2 separate regions of the Homo sapiens genome follow, and region 1 is linked to region 2. Evidence: chromatin loops called from intact Hi-C (ENCODE). Cell type or tissue: natural killer cell. All regions are shown on one strand.

Evidence for each region. A loop is a pair of places that touch in the nucleus more often than their neighbours do. Peaks named below come from ENCODE experiments on the same cell type or tissue, not always from the same donor. Only the 100,000 strongest peaks of a DNase experiment are listed, where the experiment ranks them.
Region 1: it touches region 2 in a loop (3-fold over the local background); 4 of 110 quality-filtered maps call a loop at or near these places.

Annotation. Positions count from the first base shown.
Region 1 is chr2:84,648,672-84,656,671 of GRCh38, reverse strand. It overlaps DNAH6 (dynein axonemal heavy chain 6), which reads right to left. Exons shown (of 77, transcript NM_001370.2): 34 at 2,798-3,353; 35 at 1,890-2,012. Among named protein-coding and RNA genes, the nearest start is that of DNAH6, 140 kb to the right of the region's middle. In natural killer cell, no CTCF peak of the experiment used is centred here; DNase peaks (open chromatin) are centred at 4,051 and 6,681.
Region 2 is chr2:84,778,297-84,786,296 of GRCh38, reverse strand. It overlaps DNAH6 (dynein axonemal heavy chain 6), which reads right to left. Exons shown (of 77, transcript NM_001370.2): 65 at 4,644-4,804; 66 at 1,487-1,575; 67 at 541-687. It also overlaps the pseudogene LDHAP7. Among named protein-coding and RNA genes, the nearest start is that of TRABD2A, 99 kb to the left of the region's middle. In natural killer cell, no CTCF peak of the experiment used is centred here; DNase peaks (open chromatin) are centred at 3,076, 3,726 and 4,166; H3K27ac peaks cover 3,061 bases.

The DNA of each region.
Region 1 (8,000 bases), 130 kb after region 2:
ATAAAGAACTCTTAAAATTCAACAATAAGAAAACAAACAACCCAATTTCAAAATGGGCCAAAGACCTTCCTTAATAGGCACCTCATGAAATACGATACATAGATAGCAAACAAACATATGAAAAGATGCTCAAACCATTTGTCATTAGAAATTGCAAATTAAAACAATATACTACTACGTGCCCATTAGAATGCATAAAATCCAAAACACTGACAATGCCAAATGCTGGCAAGGATGTGAACAACAGGAATTCTCATTCATTATTGGTGGGAATGCAAAATGATACAGCCACATTAGAAGACAGTCTTGACAGTTTCTTACAAAGCTAAACATATACTAAATAATTCAGCAACCACATTCCTAGGTATTTACCCAAATATGGTGAAAACTATGTCCACACAAAAACCTGCACATTAATGCTTATTAAGAGTTTAATTCATAATTGCCAAAACCAAGATGTCCTTCAGTAGGTGAATTGGTACATGAACTGTGGTACATTCATACAAAAAATATTATCCAATGCTAAAAAGAAATAAGCTACCAACCCACAGAAAGACATGGAAGTATCTTAAATGAATATTACCAAGTGAAAAAAAGCCAGTCTGAAAAGGCTATGTACTATATGATTTCAACTGTATAACATTCTAGAAAAGGTAGAACTACAGAGATAGTAAAAAGATCAGTGGTTGCAGGGGTTAAAGGATGGGGAGTAGGGATGAATATGTAGAGCTTAGAGGAATTTTAGAGCAATGAAACTATTCTGCCTGATACTATAATGGTGGAAACGTGACATTATGCATTTTTCAAAACCCATGAATTGCACACAAAGAGTGAACTCTAATGTAAAATAATAATGTATCAATAGTGGTTCACCATTTATGCAAAGTGTTAATAATAGGCGAAACTGTTTGGGGGTGAGGGAGTGCATGGGAACTCTCATTTCTGTTCAATTTTTCTATAAACTTAAAACTGCCCTAAGCACAAAAATGTCTGTTAATTTTTAAAAAAGTGAATTCAGAAAAGTTAAAAATCTTAAGGTAGCCAATGACAAACTCTCAATTCTGAGAATTACTGTCTTTAATAAGGTACTCTGAGACTAGACCATAATATTCTTAAAACTGTTGATGCCTAAAAAGGAGGAAAACAATAGTTTTCTGGCTCATCTTTGGAGGGGGAGAGGCAGAGATGAAGATGGCTTACTTGGAGTAGGGGATGAGATGTGGGGGAAACATCTCAAAGGACTACTTGTTAAGCTAAGCTAAAGAGGAAAATTCTGTGTTAGAATGCAGAAGCTACAGAAAGTAGTATGAAACTGAGTTGTTTTGAATAACAATGTATAAGCTTTCCTTCACTTTGGGTGGAATTGTACCTCTGAGGTTAGAATGTGTCTTAGGTCTTGCACCTACTATTGGGGTAGGATGTAAATGAGTTTTCTTTTATCTTTGGCTGTCATAGGTGTTAAGGGCTCTCAAAATCCAAAAACAATGACAGTTAGGGTCTGGACTTAAATATTCTTTTTCTTCATTTTGCTTCCTTTTATTACTCCCAAGCTTTCTGCGAAGTCTCAATGCCTCAGGCTGTTGTAGCTGTGTTTTTAGGGACTCAAAAAAGTGGCTTGTGTTTCTAGTCTGGGGAGAAGCCAGGCAGAATAGGCAGGAGGCAGGGTGAGTAGGCAGGCTGGCAGGCTGGGGTAACAAGAAATGAGGACAGATTTGGGGAGTATATAAACATTCCTGGACGATTCCAGGAATTCACAGGGAGGACTAGGTAAAATAATGAAGTCCCCTCAATCAAGAACCATGAGTCCTTAACCTATTGTTATTTGTGCACTAGAAGGCAACATGAGTCCTGACAGATGGAGATATTGGGGAATATCTGATGGCACTTACTTTTTTAGAAATACCCTTCATCCAAGTTTTAACATAAGGCATCCATTTCAGTTCTTCAGGATCCACAAACACCATTCCACATCGACTGACTGTTGCAGGGGAGGCAACCCGCAGATCTTGCACCTAAAGTTGAAGAAAATTGAACAGGAAACAGCTAATATGATACTTCCTTATTTCTCCAACTTCAATGTTCACACTTATAAAATGATTCACACTTTTAAAGTCTAACAACACTGAAGGGCTTCATGTGGAAGAGAGTGGGAGAGCAATAAGTAATTAGAAATGGAGGAAGAAAGTTAAATGACGTATAAGGTGAAAAAAATTCCCACAACTACAGGAGGATACTGTCAAACTCTATGGGCAGGGCTAGTTATTTTTTTCTTTCTTCTCTTTGCTTTTCTCTTTTCTCCTGTTCATTCTTGTATTAGAATCCCTAGCACATACTAGACATTCAATCAGTATTTGATGAATGAATAGAACACAGGTGGCATCCTTCATAATGTTGGTAGCTGTACTTGGTCCACATTCCTCTCCCAATCCCTCATCAAATATTCATATCATGGTGGGATAATTTATTCTTATTAAATGCAATAATTTTTAATTTAAAATGCATTTCAAATGATACAAAGCTCTCTCTCTCTCTCCTCTTTCTTTCTCTCTCTCTCTCTCTTTCTCTCTCTCCCTCTCTCAGGGAAGCCAGAGTTTATTGTACTTCCTATTTATAGAGACAAGAACATTTGAGACTTTGACTGTCAATCTATTACAAAAGGATGACTTAATAAGTAAGTAAACAGAACACAATAATAGACATTATAGATAGTAAAGGCTACATCAGTGTGAGAAAAAAATGTAACGATAGTATGCCAATTTAATGAATGATTTCACTCCACAGTAATGTGTACACTTACCTCAAAAAGCATGTGAATTTGAGGTGTGAGTTTAATCCTCTCACTGTTAGCCAGGCAAAGCATCTTGTTATCATCCAGCACTGTATTCATGTTTTCAATCCAAAGAGCATCTACTGGCCCATCACTGATGATCCATTTATGGTCTTCTGAAGTATCATTCACAGCTGCTCGGACACTTAGTGCCATCAAACCATCTTTCCATTCCAAGGTTAAGTTATTAACCTCTCCATATAATTCACCCATGGTAATTGATTTAGGGTTGAGAACATATGTTTTAACTGCTTGGTAAAAGGAATTTTCTATCCCAAGTTTTTGTAAATTCCCTAAAGTTTCTGCTAGTATTCGGTAAACTGTGGTCTTGCCGCCTCCTGTTGGCCCGACTAACATAACACCATGCCTTACTAGCATAGTTTCATAAAACTGTATCACCTTTCTAACCATACACATCTCAGGCTGAAGATTTTGTCTATTCATGACATCCACAATTGTTGATTGTAAAATACCATAATCATGTTCTGGAATTTGGACTCCAGGAAAAAGGTCAGATATGATTCCACTGTCAAAACAAAAATAAAATCAATTAGGAACAACTGGTCATTGATATTTTCCCGTATTTGTTACAATCAATGAAATATTATGAGTCTTATTGTTTCTCATTGATCTTTCTCTTCTGACATGTACAGTATTAGTTTGTCCTATGTGCTGTACCAGAATCTATCATTTCTCTGATATCATGTATGATTTTGTTTGTTTCCTGTACAGTAGACCAATGTTCCTAAGTATATTAGGAGCTTCTTGGGAGTAAGTGATATCTCTTATGTTTCTTTCTGTATTTCCCACAGTACATGGCATAGTACCAAACATATAGAAGGTGATGAACTTATTTTTAATTATTAAAAAAATTATAAAATATCTCACTTAAAAATTTAAAATTATTTTAAAATTTTGTTTAAAAATTATATTTATAGCTCAACTTTTCCTAAAATCACTTACATATACTCATTAACTGTATGTGGCTATTCAGAAAAATAAGATGAATGTATAATTAAAATTAGCATCATGCAAGAAGGAAGGAAAAATGTGACTATTTCTATAGGAAACAGTTAGTATGAGATGTTTCAATGGGAAAAAAGAAGCTAAATCTTTACCTCACATTATATACACAAATACATTTGTGATACAGTTAAAACCTTACATAAAGTGATGAAAGTACTAGAAGAAAGTAGAAGAGCTAAATTTTGCAACATTGTGGTAAGGCGGTCTTTCTAAGAAAGGCAGGAAATCTACAACTGTAAAAAAAGTTGACAGTGAACAAAGAAAAACAGACAAAAATCAAACTTCTGTGAGATAAAAGGCTTTATATACAAACTTAAAGCATGAATGAGAGACTTAGAAAAACATTTCCAATGTTTATATCAGATAAAGATTATGACTTTCTATAAATCAATAAGTAAGAGTACAATAGGAACATGCTCCAAGAATAATAATTATAAATAAATAATGAACATAGGAAATGATTCCCAATGACTCTAATAGTTAAAGAAATGACTATTAAAATAGGCTACTACATTTGGCCTCTCTTTAAAACACTTATGGGGAAATAGGCGCCTTCGTAAAACCACTTATGTTAATATAAAAGGGTAAGTCATCTTTGGAAGACAATTTGATTTAATCTATTTAAATAAAAAATGTGCAAACCCTATGACCTAGGAAACTTACTTCCAGGAATCTCCCCTGTAGAAATATCATACGTGTGCAAAGATATATGTATAGGAATATTCATTATTAGAATAGAAAACAATTAGGAAAAAATCTAAATGTCCATATAGAAGACCTTTCATGTTAAAGTAGTTCTATAGGTTTATTATGTCTCAAAGTACCATCTTATATAATAGCAATCTAGCAGCAGTAAAAAAAAAAAGACTCATGCATATATACTAACATGAAAAAGATGCTCAAGATATATAACGAATTGAAAAAGCAACAGCTGTAAAAATAGAAATGTATTAAAGGTAATACATGAAAGTGTCAACCAACTTATTTCTCCAGAAAGATGGAACAGATTTACTTTTCCCTATTCCTTCCATTAAGTACAACTAAAATCCCTGTACATTAAATAAAATAAATAAAAGAAGACTCTGAAAGGTAGAGAGAAGTCAGACTGGCTAGGTACCTTAAGATGCAAGCAATAACACAGTGACTAGTCCCTTGTGTCTTTTTGTCTTTTACATCCTGGCAATCTAGAAATGCCAATGGGCACAGATTTAAAAAAAAAAGCCCCAGGAAAAGCTTACTGTCTTTATCCAAAGGACCAGGAAAGGGGCAGCCCAGGAAAGGGGCAGCCCAGCAAGACAGAAAACTTTTAGGCAATAACTGCTCTACTCTAACCAAACACCACAGAAAAATCCTGAGGTATTTATTCCTACCCTCACCAGCAGACACTGAGTGCGGAGCCCAGACTTCCACTCTAGCTAGGGTGTAACAAGTCTCCTGAAATTCCTCTTCTCATTCTCCCACGGTGTCAGAGAAGGCCAAATAGGGATGTACTTTCATCCTCACTGGGAAGTAATGATGCCCCCTTTGGTATTAGTGTAGACCATATGGGAAGCCTGGACTTCCAGCCCTACCCAAGAATAATGAAGCACCCCTTCTGCTCTCTGACAGGTGGAATCAGAGGAGGATCAGTGGAGAGTCAGGACTTTTACCACTGTCCAGGGGTAATAAAGCTGTCTTCCCTTGTGGCATCAGTGGAGGTCACGTGGGGAACAGTAATGAGGCGCTTCTACTCTTCTATCCAGGACAATATCACTGGAGGACTGCCAGGGAGCTGGAACTCCCACCCCTACACAGCAGAAATGACTGCTCCCACCAGATATCAATAAAGCTTGAATTCTATCCCCACCTGGCAGTAACAAAGTTGCATTTCTAATTTCTCTTGCTGGTGTGGCATCAGGAAAAGCCAGCTAAAATAAGTTTAAATAAGATCTAGAGTCTCATAACATAATACCTCAGATAAGTAGGTTTCAATGAAAATCATTCATCACATCAAAAGCCAGAAAGATCTCAAACTGAACTAAGAGAGACAATCAATAGATGCTAACACTGAGATGAGAGAAACGTTAAAACTGTCTGACAAATTTATTTTATTTCTTAAGGGATAGGGTCTCACTATACTGCCCAGGCTGGCCTTGAACTCCTGGGTTCAAACAGTCTTCCCGCCTCAGCCTTCTGACTAGCCAAGACTATAGGTACATGTGACTACACACAGGTGAGATCATTATCTTAAAACAGTCATCATAAAAATGTTTTAAGGACCCATTATGAACACAATAGAAACAAAAGAATATAAGGACATCTCAGCCAAAAAAAAAAAATACAGAGAGCCTATTAGAAATTTTAGAACTGAAAAAATACAATAACAAAAAAATCAATAGATGGGTTCAAGAGCAAAATGGAAGGGACAGAGGAAAGATTTGGTAAACTGCAAGATAGAATAATAGAAGTTACCCAATCTGAACAAGACGGAGAATATTGTCTGAAAAAAGAAATGAGAAGCTCTTGGGGACCTGTGGAAATATAACAAAAGATCTAATATTTGTGTCACTGGAGTCTCAAATGATGGGGAAGGATGAAAGAGCTGAAGAAGTATTCAGAGAAATAATGACTGAAAATGTCACACATTTGCCAAAAAGCATGAACCTACAGATTTAAGAAGTTGATCAAATCTAAAACAGGATAAACCCGAAGAAATCCATATGAAGATACAACATAGTCCAACTTCTAAAAATGGAAGACAAAGAAAACAATTTTAGCAGCAGCCAGAAGAAAAAAAAAATGACACCTTATGAACAGGGAAAAAAACACATAAAATGACAACAGAATTCTCATCAGAGACCATGCAGGCTGACAGGAAGTGGAAAACATCTTTTTAAAAAAATGTTTTATTTTCAGTTCTGGGGTACATGTGCAGGATGTGCAGGTTTGTTACATAGGTAAGTGTGTGCCATGGTGGTTTGCTGCACCTATCAACCCATCATTTTTCAGCTCCCACTTATAAGTGGGAACATGTGGTGTTTGGTTTTCTGTTCCTGCGTTAGTTTGCTGAGGATAATGGTGTCCAGCTTCATCCATGTCCCTGAAAAGGAACATGATCTCATTCCTTTTTATAGTTTGCTGAGGATAATGGTGTCCAGCTTCATCCATGTTCCTGAAAAGGAACATGATCTCATTCCTTTTTATGGCTGCACAGAATTTCATGGTGTACCTGGGAAGTATATGGTACAACAGCTTTCAAGTCCTGAAAGAACTGTCACTCCAGAATCCTATATCCAGGGGAAATATCCCTCTGGAATGAAGGGAAATCAAGACATTCTCAGATAAAGGAAAAGGAAATGAATTTGTAGCCAGCAGATCTACCATGAAGAATGGCTAAAGGGAAGTTCTCTAAGCAAAAAGAAAATGATGAAAGAAGCAAACTTGGAGCATCAGAAAGGAAGAAAGAACATGATAAAATGAAAATATGAGCTCCTATTATGAACATCGTATTACCATTCATTGTGAAACTTAATCGTATATTTATATATAAGCATCCTTCAGAGATGCTGTGGGTTCAGTTTCAGACCACTACAATAAAGTGAATATAGCAATAAAGCAACTCATATGAATTTTTTGGTTTCTCAGTGCATATAAAATTAATCTTCATGCTATACTGTAGTCATTTAAGCATGCAATAGCATTATGTCTAAAAAATGTACATACCTTTATTTAAAAACGCTTTATTGCTAAAAAAGGCTAATGACCATCTGAGCCATCGGCTTTTGCTGGCAGAGGGTCTTACCTCAATGTTGATAGCTGCTGACTGAGCAGGGTGGTAGTTGCTGAAGGCTGGAGTGACTGTGGCAATTTCTTAAAATAAGACAATAATGTTTGCCACGTTCATCGACTCTTTTGTGAAAGATATCTATGTAGCATGTGATGCTGTTTGATAGCATTTTACTCACAGCAGAACTTCTTTCAAAATTGAAGTCAGTTCTCTCAAACTCTTCCATTGCTTTATCAACTATATTTATGCAACAGAGTCTTTTGTTGTCATTTTAACAACGTTCACAGCATCTTCACCAGGAATAGATCCCATCTCAGGAAACTACTTTCTTTGCTAATCCATAAGAAGCAACTCCTCATCTATTCACGTTTGATCATGAGA
Region 2 (8,000 bases):
GTGCCACCATGCCTGGCTATTTTTTAAAACTTTTGTAGAGATGGGGTTTCGCTGTGTTGCCCAGACTGGTCTTGAACTCCTGGGCTCAAGCGAATTGCCCATGTTGGCCTCCCAAAATGTTGGGATTACAAGGATGAGCCACTGTGCACAGTCTGATTCATTCATTCATTCATTCATTCATTCATTCATTCATTCTTTCTTTCTCTGTAGACCACACACGTTTGAAAACTGGGAAGCTAATATAGTAAATATGCCACCTATGAGGAAATCTATTTTGTGCTTGTTGAACTGAATTGAACCTACTGCATTCATCCAATTGATGGTATTCTGTAGGCAGATCAGACGAGAGGTGAGAGCTGAAGCTGTGAAATACGAAGGCAAGGGGAGTATAGAGATTGAATGAAAACAACTTGGGTTCAGACACAGAATGGGGCCTTCAGCATTTCACAATGACATTTATAAGCTTTCACTTAATTATTACTATTTATTTATTTCATAATACACTTCCTTGTTGCTATTGAAAAGCAGAGTTGAGTGTACCTGAATAATTGCATGGAAGAAACAAATGCCAAATATTATTTGTCTCCATTTTTTTCCAAGTATATTTTCTTCAAAAAACGAAGGTGTCATTTCAGTAAATGCTCGTCTGATATTTGCACGTAAGCCTTTTGGAGGCTCATTGGTCACCTGGATTTAGATAGAATATATGTGGCAGAGAGAGTGATTTTATAGATTTGCATTATTTCTGAATAACACACATAGACTGAAGCCATTGAAATGATGTAGATTGCTGATGTTCATGGGGAGGTGGGGACCATTCCTGGCATGTTCGAGCCTGCTTTGTATCTTGCTCAGGCACAGTCCAGGGAGAATAGGGAATGGCAGGTTTCTCAGACCTACAGTGGTTGAACCACATGACAAGAACCTCAGACACTTCCATTTAGTGTCCATTTTTTCTAAACACAGGTCAGAAAGCATGCTCAGGGTTTCCTCATTGAATTTTGCATCATCCCTACATAGGGCATTGTTCCATAGTTTGTCCCCTGATGTCCCATGACGTGGGACAGGGAGGGAAGAAGCAACTCTTGTTCCTCATATGCAGAGGCTTGCCACAGATCATAAACTTCCAGCATTGAAATCCAGCAGCCATACTAGTATGGCTTGTAGGCCTTCCTGTCTCTCAAATACTGAAACATTCCCTTAACACTAGAAGGGGTTCTCTTCTTATCACTCTGTACCCTTAACATTTTCTTGTGAGGGTGACGGCTGGGAGAGCTGAATGACCCATAGGACTAGAATATGCAAGGATGGGGTTGGGAAATCGTTTCTCTGCTTGTTATAGGTGAAAAGATACTGACTTCACCTCCCCATGCTGGCCACACAGACCTCCACATGCTTCTGTGCAGGCTCTGATCTCCTGGGAGGCACTAGGTGAATATTCTGAAACCAACCATTTCACATTGTTCCAACCATATGCATACATTACCTTGACAGAATTTTGAAGAACTGTAACAGGAAATGTATTACTAGGCATGGAGCTTAAAAAAAGTCGAAAAGTGTCCTTGATAGCACTATCTGCTTAAAACAAAGATAAAACAACAAAAAAGGAAAATGTTTAGTTGGTAGTAGCACTTTTCTATAAGACATGATTATTTCTAGAGAAGGAAAAAATGCTATAAGCTTTGTTTAAAGATCTAGTTAATCTATTACAAGTATAGTGTAAACTGTTTCAAAATGGGAGTAAGATGCATTGTTTTAGAAACTTCACGTTAGGAAGGTTTGGCAGTCTAGAAGCAGGCACATTTGGGTAAATAAATTAGGAACACGATAATTTTTAATACTTGCTGAACTATTAAGGGCCTTATCTTTGAAATAGGAAACATTTTCAGTTGAAAAAGAGGGCAGTTATTGCCCATGTATTTATTTTCATGAGGATTTTTTGACCCTTCAATTTAACACAAGTTGCATGAAAATGGCCAAAAACCCCTACTGAGAAAATTCTCCCCTCAGCAGAAAAGTTGCAAAGGAAACAAGGGAGCCAGGATATGGAGAGACCTCATGTGTGGCATTAGCACGTTAAGTCAATGCACTTACTTTCTGAGATATGGACAGAGGACCCAAGAAAGAATGAGCTCCACTGTAGGTTCAAAAGGCCAAAGTAAAGTTGGAAAAATCATTGTTCCCATCACAGGAAGACACAGGCATCATTCAAGGACAAATTCCTTGGCATTGGTTTTTAAGTACGTATTATGCTGTTTCTCAAACATGCTAGGCTGGCTCCCTCACTAGGGCCTTTGCACTGGCTGTTCCCTCAGATTCCCTCACTTTCTTCATGTCTTGGTCAAATATCACCTTCTGAAAGAGGACTACTCAGATTAAACCACTTAAAATTGCTATCTTCCTTGCTCCCTACTCACATCCCATCTCAATCTTTCTGGTCCTCCTTACCTTACTCTCCTTTTTATTTTTTCCAAAGCACAACCATGTTCTAACACAACGTATACGTTACTTATTTACCATGTGGTTTATTCATTGTCTGTCTCCCCCCAACTAGAATGGAAACTCTACGAGGACAAATATCTATGGTTCTTTTGTTTATCAACATATCCTAGAACAATACATGGTACACTAGGCCCTTAATTATTTATGGAATGAATGACAACAAGTCAAAGCTGATTTCATGCTTCTTGGTTTGGTAATCTAAATTCACAAGCCACATTAAATAGCCCAAATTAAAAGTTAGTTCTACCAAATTCTAGAGCAATACTAACACTGTTTGCATAGTAAAAACTATTAGGCAAAGAAGTCAAACAACAACCAAAGTCTTAGGGCCAATGATTTCAGTAACCAAAAAACCAAAGAAAGAAGAAGGCCAGGTTTGGAGAAGGATTTTTTCCATACTTTTGTTCTTATAATTGCAAAAGCACCAAGCTTCTTAACTTTCATAGACATCATAGAATTTTAGGGCTGGACTAGAAGAGCATCTTAGAAATCATCTTAGTACAGGACTTTTCATGATGATGTCATGTAGTCATTTTATAGCTGGGGAAACTGGCCCAGAAAAAAGATATGACATGCACAGTCAGGAAGTGGTGGGGCAGAACTCTGTGGAGGTGTTAGGATTTCAAGTTCTGAGGTTTTATTTGTTTTGTTTTTTTTCTTTTTCTTCCTTTTGTATTTTCAGCTTATTACCTGAATGTATTTTATTTCCTACTGGTTCAAGTTAAACATCAGAACTTAAATGGTTAGGTGATAAATGATTATAGCAAGGGCCATAAGAGGATTTTTTCTATCCACTTAAGTTTAGTAAGCACTTAAAATACACAAACAACTTCAGCTGGCTTCATTAGCCGATCCAGTCTCCTTGAAGAACTGGCAAATGTTCTTGTCCTAGTTACAGTGAAACTGAATGGCATCTCCATATTCTGGAGCCTCATGTAGTACCACCACAGTAAATTGCTTTTTTGCTGCCTCTCTAGCATTTTTTTCTTAATTATATTCCTAATCACTGGGGACCCCTGACCAGTACTGAAGACCTCCTTGTCATTTCTCTTTAATTATTTAAGTAGAAATAAGCCACAGGCCCAGCAGGAAGCAGGCCCTCTCTTATTTGACAGCAAAAGAGTGGAAATAGTGGAGATTCTGAATGGTGGATAAAAATGAGTCCTTACCTTTGTCAGAAGCAGCCTGCAGAAGGCTTGTGGGTGAGGGCAGGGGGCCAGGAAGTGAAGGGCTTTTAGGGGAAGGCTGCTAAACCCTGAGCTGGCTCAGTGACCAGAGCAGACTGGGGACTCTGTAAAGGAGCAGCTCTTCACCTTAATAAGCAGCACTAAATAAAGTGATTTGCAAGATCATCTGCAGAGCTTTCACCTTTCCAGAAAGCTTTCTGTAGGGAGGGCACAAATAAAGGCCTCAGAGAAAGGGCTCTCTCTGGATATGCTTGCCTGGAGGTTCTCTCCCAGGGCTTCACAGCAGAGTGGTAGAGTGGGACCCACACAATTTGTTACCAATAAAATAGTTCCTGAGGTTTTGATTATTTTTATAGTAACACTTTAAAATGAGTAGATTCTAATTCCACTTCCTCTCTTTGCAGCCCGTTACACTTTCTTGAGTAGGCAAAAAAGTGGTGAGATAAAACTAGTGCTAGCAACTATGAGTAATGCTGAGCACGCCCATGGGTTAGGTGTGGCTCTGAGGCACATGTAAAGGTTAGTTGCCATGCGGGTTACAGAAGATAAAAGGTGGTAAAACACTACTCTAAGGGAATTGGTGGTAATTTGAACTCTGTTCCTTTACATTTCTCATTTTATAGGGAAGGATTTAATTTCCTTTGTTTGTCCTAAGTATATTTTTCTTTTTATTATGCCTATAAGTAATATATTTCAAATTCAAATGACCTCTCATAGAAGGCAATAAGAAACAGAAATGATCCAGTGGATCCTAGCCTCAACTTGGAATTCTGAAGGCCTTTTATCAAACCCTGGTTGTGTAAATTAGCTAAATCTGTCTAGGCCTCAAATTTCTCCTCTTTCATATATGGAAACACAGTGCCTACAATAATGAATTACTATAAGGAATGAATTCAACAAGAAAAGGTTACATAAAAATGTGATTATTATGCAAGGGCTATATGCTCAACATACCTGGATCTGTGAAGGTTTTAATGAGCTCTTCCATTGCCAACATCCAAGAAACAGCAAGATGGCAATTTTGCAAAAATACCCAGTTTCCTGATTTCATTGCATCCTTGACCATTTTTTCAGCAATAGGTCCTTGTCCTTGCCCCAGTGAAATTGACTGCACCCTGAATTGAACAGCAAGAACACAATATCATCTTATGCTATTTTAAAGCAAAATCAATATGAAGAAATATAAATACAGTAGACTCTTGCTTAGGATATATAAACATTTTGAATCCTCATTCCAATAGGAGTACAAGTATGTTTTCCTTATTTCTTGTTTTTAAAAATATTTTTACCATGACCCACATAGAAAAGTGCAAAAACCGAATATACAGCTCTACAAATGATCACAAATCAATACCTGCGGTTGAGAAGAGACCTGTGCTGATACACTAGAGACATTTCTCTCATGCCTCTCTCCACCGCAATGATTTCCCCTTCCTTCTTCCCACAGGTAATCATTATCCTAACTTCTAACAACACTATAGATCAGTTTTTAAACACTTAAAAAATTAAAGTCTAACATATACAGAAAAATACATATTATTAGTGTATGGGTCAATGAATTCTCACAACGCAAATGTGCACATGTACCACCACCTAGGTCAAAAAACAGTACCCCTCCTTATCCCAAAAGGCAAAAACAATTTTGAATTCTAATGCCATTGATTAATCACACAACATCTGTGAAAGCCAATGTGGGAAACTAGCTACAACTAAGAAACCTGTGCAAAGTGTTGGCTCTCTGAAAGCACCCAGAAACAAAGCCAATGAACTATACACAACATACACCACAGTCAAGCCCTCAAAGGAAAACAGGAATACAAAAAAAAAAGCCTCAACGAAATGACAGAAACTTGAAAATGATAAACACTAGCCCCCTTGGATAATTAGGAATCAGCAAAAGAATTCTGGCAATTCAAAAAATCAGTGTTTCCTTACCTCTAAAAGATTGCAATGTATCTAACCAGATTGAAATGTCTGAAATGACAGACATAGAATTCAGAACCTGGATGGCAATGAAACTCAATGAGATCTAACAGAAAGTTGAAATCCAGTCCAAAGAAGCCAGTAAAATGATCCAAGAGTTGAAAGATGACATAGCTATATGAAGAAAAAACAAAACTGAACTCCTGGAATTGAAAAATTCACCACAGGAGTTTCAAAATACAATTGGAAGCATTAACAACATACTAGGCCAAGTCAAAAAACGAATTTCAGAGCTCAAAGACTGTCCCCTCAAAACAACCCAGTTAGGCAAAAATAAAGAAAAAAGAATTTAAAAAATGGACAAAGGCTATGAGAAATATGAGATTATGCAAATAGATAAAACCTATGCCATACTGGCATTCCTGAGACAGGAGAAAAGGTAAACAACTCGGGTAACATATTTGAGAATATAGTCCATGACAGTTTTCCCAATATTGCTAGGGAGGTTGACATGCAATTTCAAGAAATTCAGAGAAACCCTGGGAGATACTATATAAGATGACCATCCCCAAGACACATAGTCATCAAACTTTCCATGATCAATGTGAAAAAAAAAATTCTTAAAGGCAGCTAGAGGAAAAGGTCAGATCCCTTACAAAGGTCGTCCTATCAGGCTAACAGCAGACTTCTCAGCAAAAACATTACAAGCCAGAAGAGATAACAGAACTATATTCAGCATTCTTAAAGAAAAGAAATTCCAACCAACAATTTCATATCCTGTCAGACTAAGCTTCATAAGCAAAGGAGAAATAAAAGCTTTTCCAGATAAGCAATTGCTAAGGCAATTCTTTACCACTAGACTAGCGTTACAAAAGATTCATAAAAGAGCTCTAAACACGGAAATGAAGGAGTGATACCTGCTACCACAAAGACACACTTAAGTCCAGAGCCCATAGACTCTATAAAGCAACTACACAATCAAGACTACAAAGCAACCAGCTAAAAACATCACAATAGGATCAAAACCTTACATATCAATATTAACCTTGGATATAAGTGGTCTAAACACCCCATTTAACAGGCACAGAGTAGCAAGTTGGATAAAAAAATAAGACCCAACCATCTATCTTCAAGAGACCCATTTGTCATGCAACAAAACCAATAGGCTCAAAGTAAAGGGGTGGAGAAAGATCTATCATGCAAAAGGAAAACAAGAGAAGAGGAAGTGACTATTCTTATATTGTAGAAATAAGACTAAATTGACAACAGTAACAAAGGACAAAGTAGGGCATTACATAACGGTAATGGGTTGAATTCAACAAAAAGACTTAACTATCCTAAATATAGATGCACCCAACATTGGAATACCCAGATTCATAAAACAACTACTTCAAGACCTACAAAAAGACTTGGAAAGCCACATCATAATAGTGGGGGTACTTCAAGATCCCACTGACAGTATTAGACACATCATTGTGGCAGAAAACTAACAAAAAAATTCTGGACATAAATCAGACACTTAATCAATTGGATCTAAGATCTATCTACAGAATACTCCACCCATCAACCACAGAATATACATTTTTTTCATCTGTATGTGGAACACAGTCTAAGATCAACCACATGCTCAACCATAATAGATTTGATAGATGCAAAAAGATCAAAATCATACCAAGCATACTCTCAGACAACAGTGGAATTAAAATAGAAATCAATACCATGATCTCTCAAAACCACACAATTACATGGAAACTAAACAACTTTATTCTGAGTGACTTTTGGGTAAACAACATATTAAGGCAGAAATAAAACACTTCTTTGAAACAAATGAAAAGAGAGACACAATATGCTGAAATCTCTGGGATGCAGCAAAGCAGTGTTAAAAGTTTACAGTGTGTCTGGGTGCAGTGCCTGTAATCCCAGCACTTTGGGAGGCGGAGGTGGAGGGCACTTGAACTCAGTTTGAGATCATCCTGGGCAACCTGGCAAAACCCTGTCTCTACAAAAAATACAGAAATTAGCCAGGCATAGTGGTGTGTGCCTGCAGTCCCAGCTACTTGGGAGGTACAGGAGGGAGGATCACCTGACCCTGGGGAGGTTGAGGCTGCAGTGAGCCATGATCACTCCACCACAGTACAGCCTGGGCAACAGAGTGAGACCCTGTCTCAAAAAAAAAAAAAGTTTATAGTGCTAAATTCCTACATTGAGAATTAGATTCATGATCTAATATTGCAATTAGAGGAACTAGAAAAACAAGAACAAACAAATCCTGAAGTTAGCAGAAGAAAAAGAATAACTAAAATCAGAGCAGAACTAAATGAAATTGGGACCCCAAAATCCATACAAAGAATTAATAAAGCCAGGCGCTGGAGCCACTGCCACCAAGTC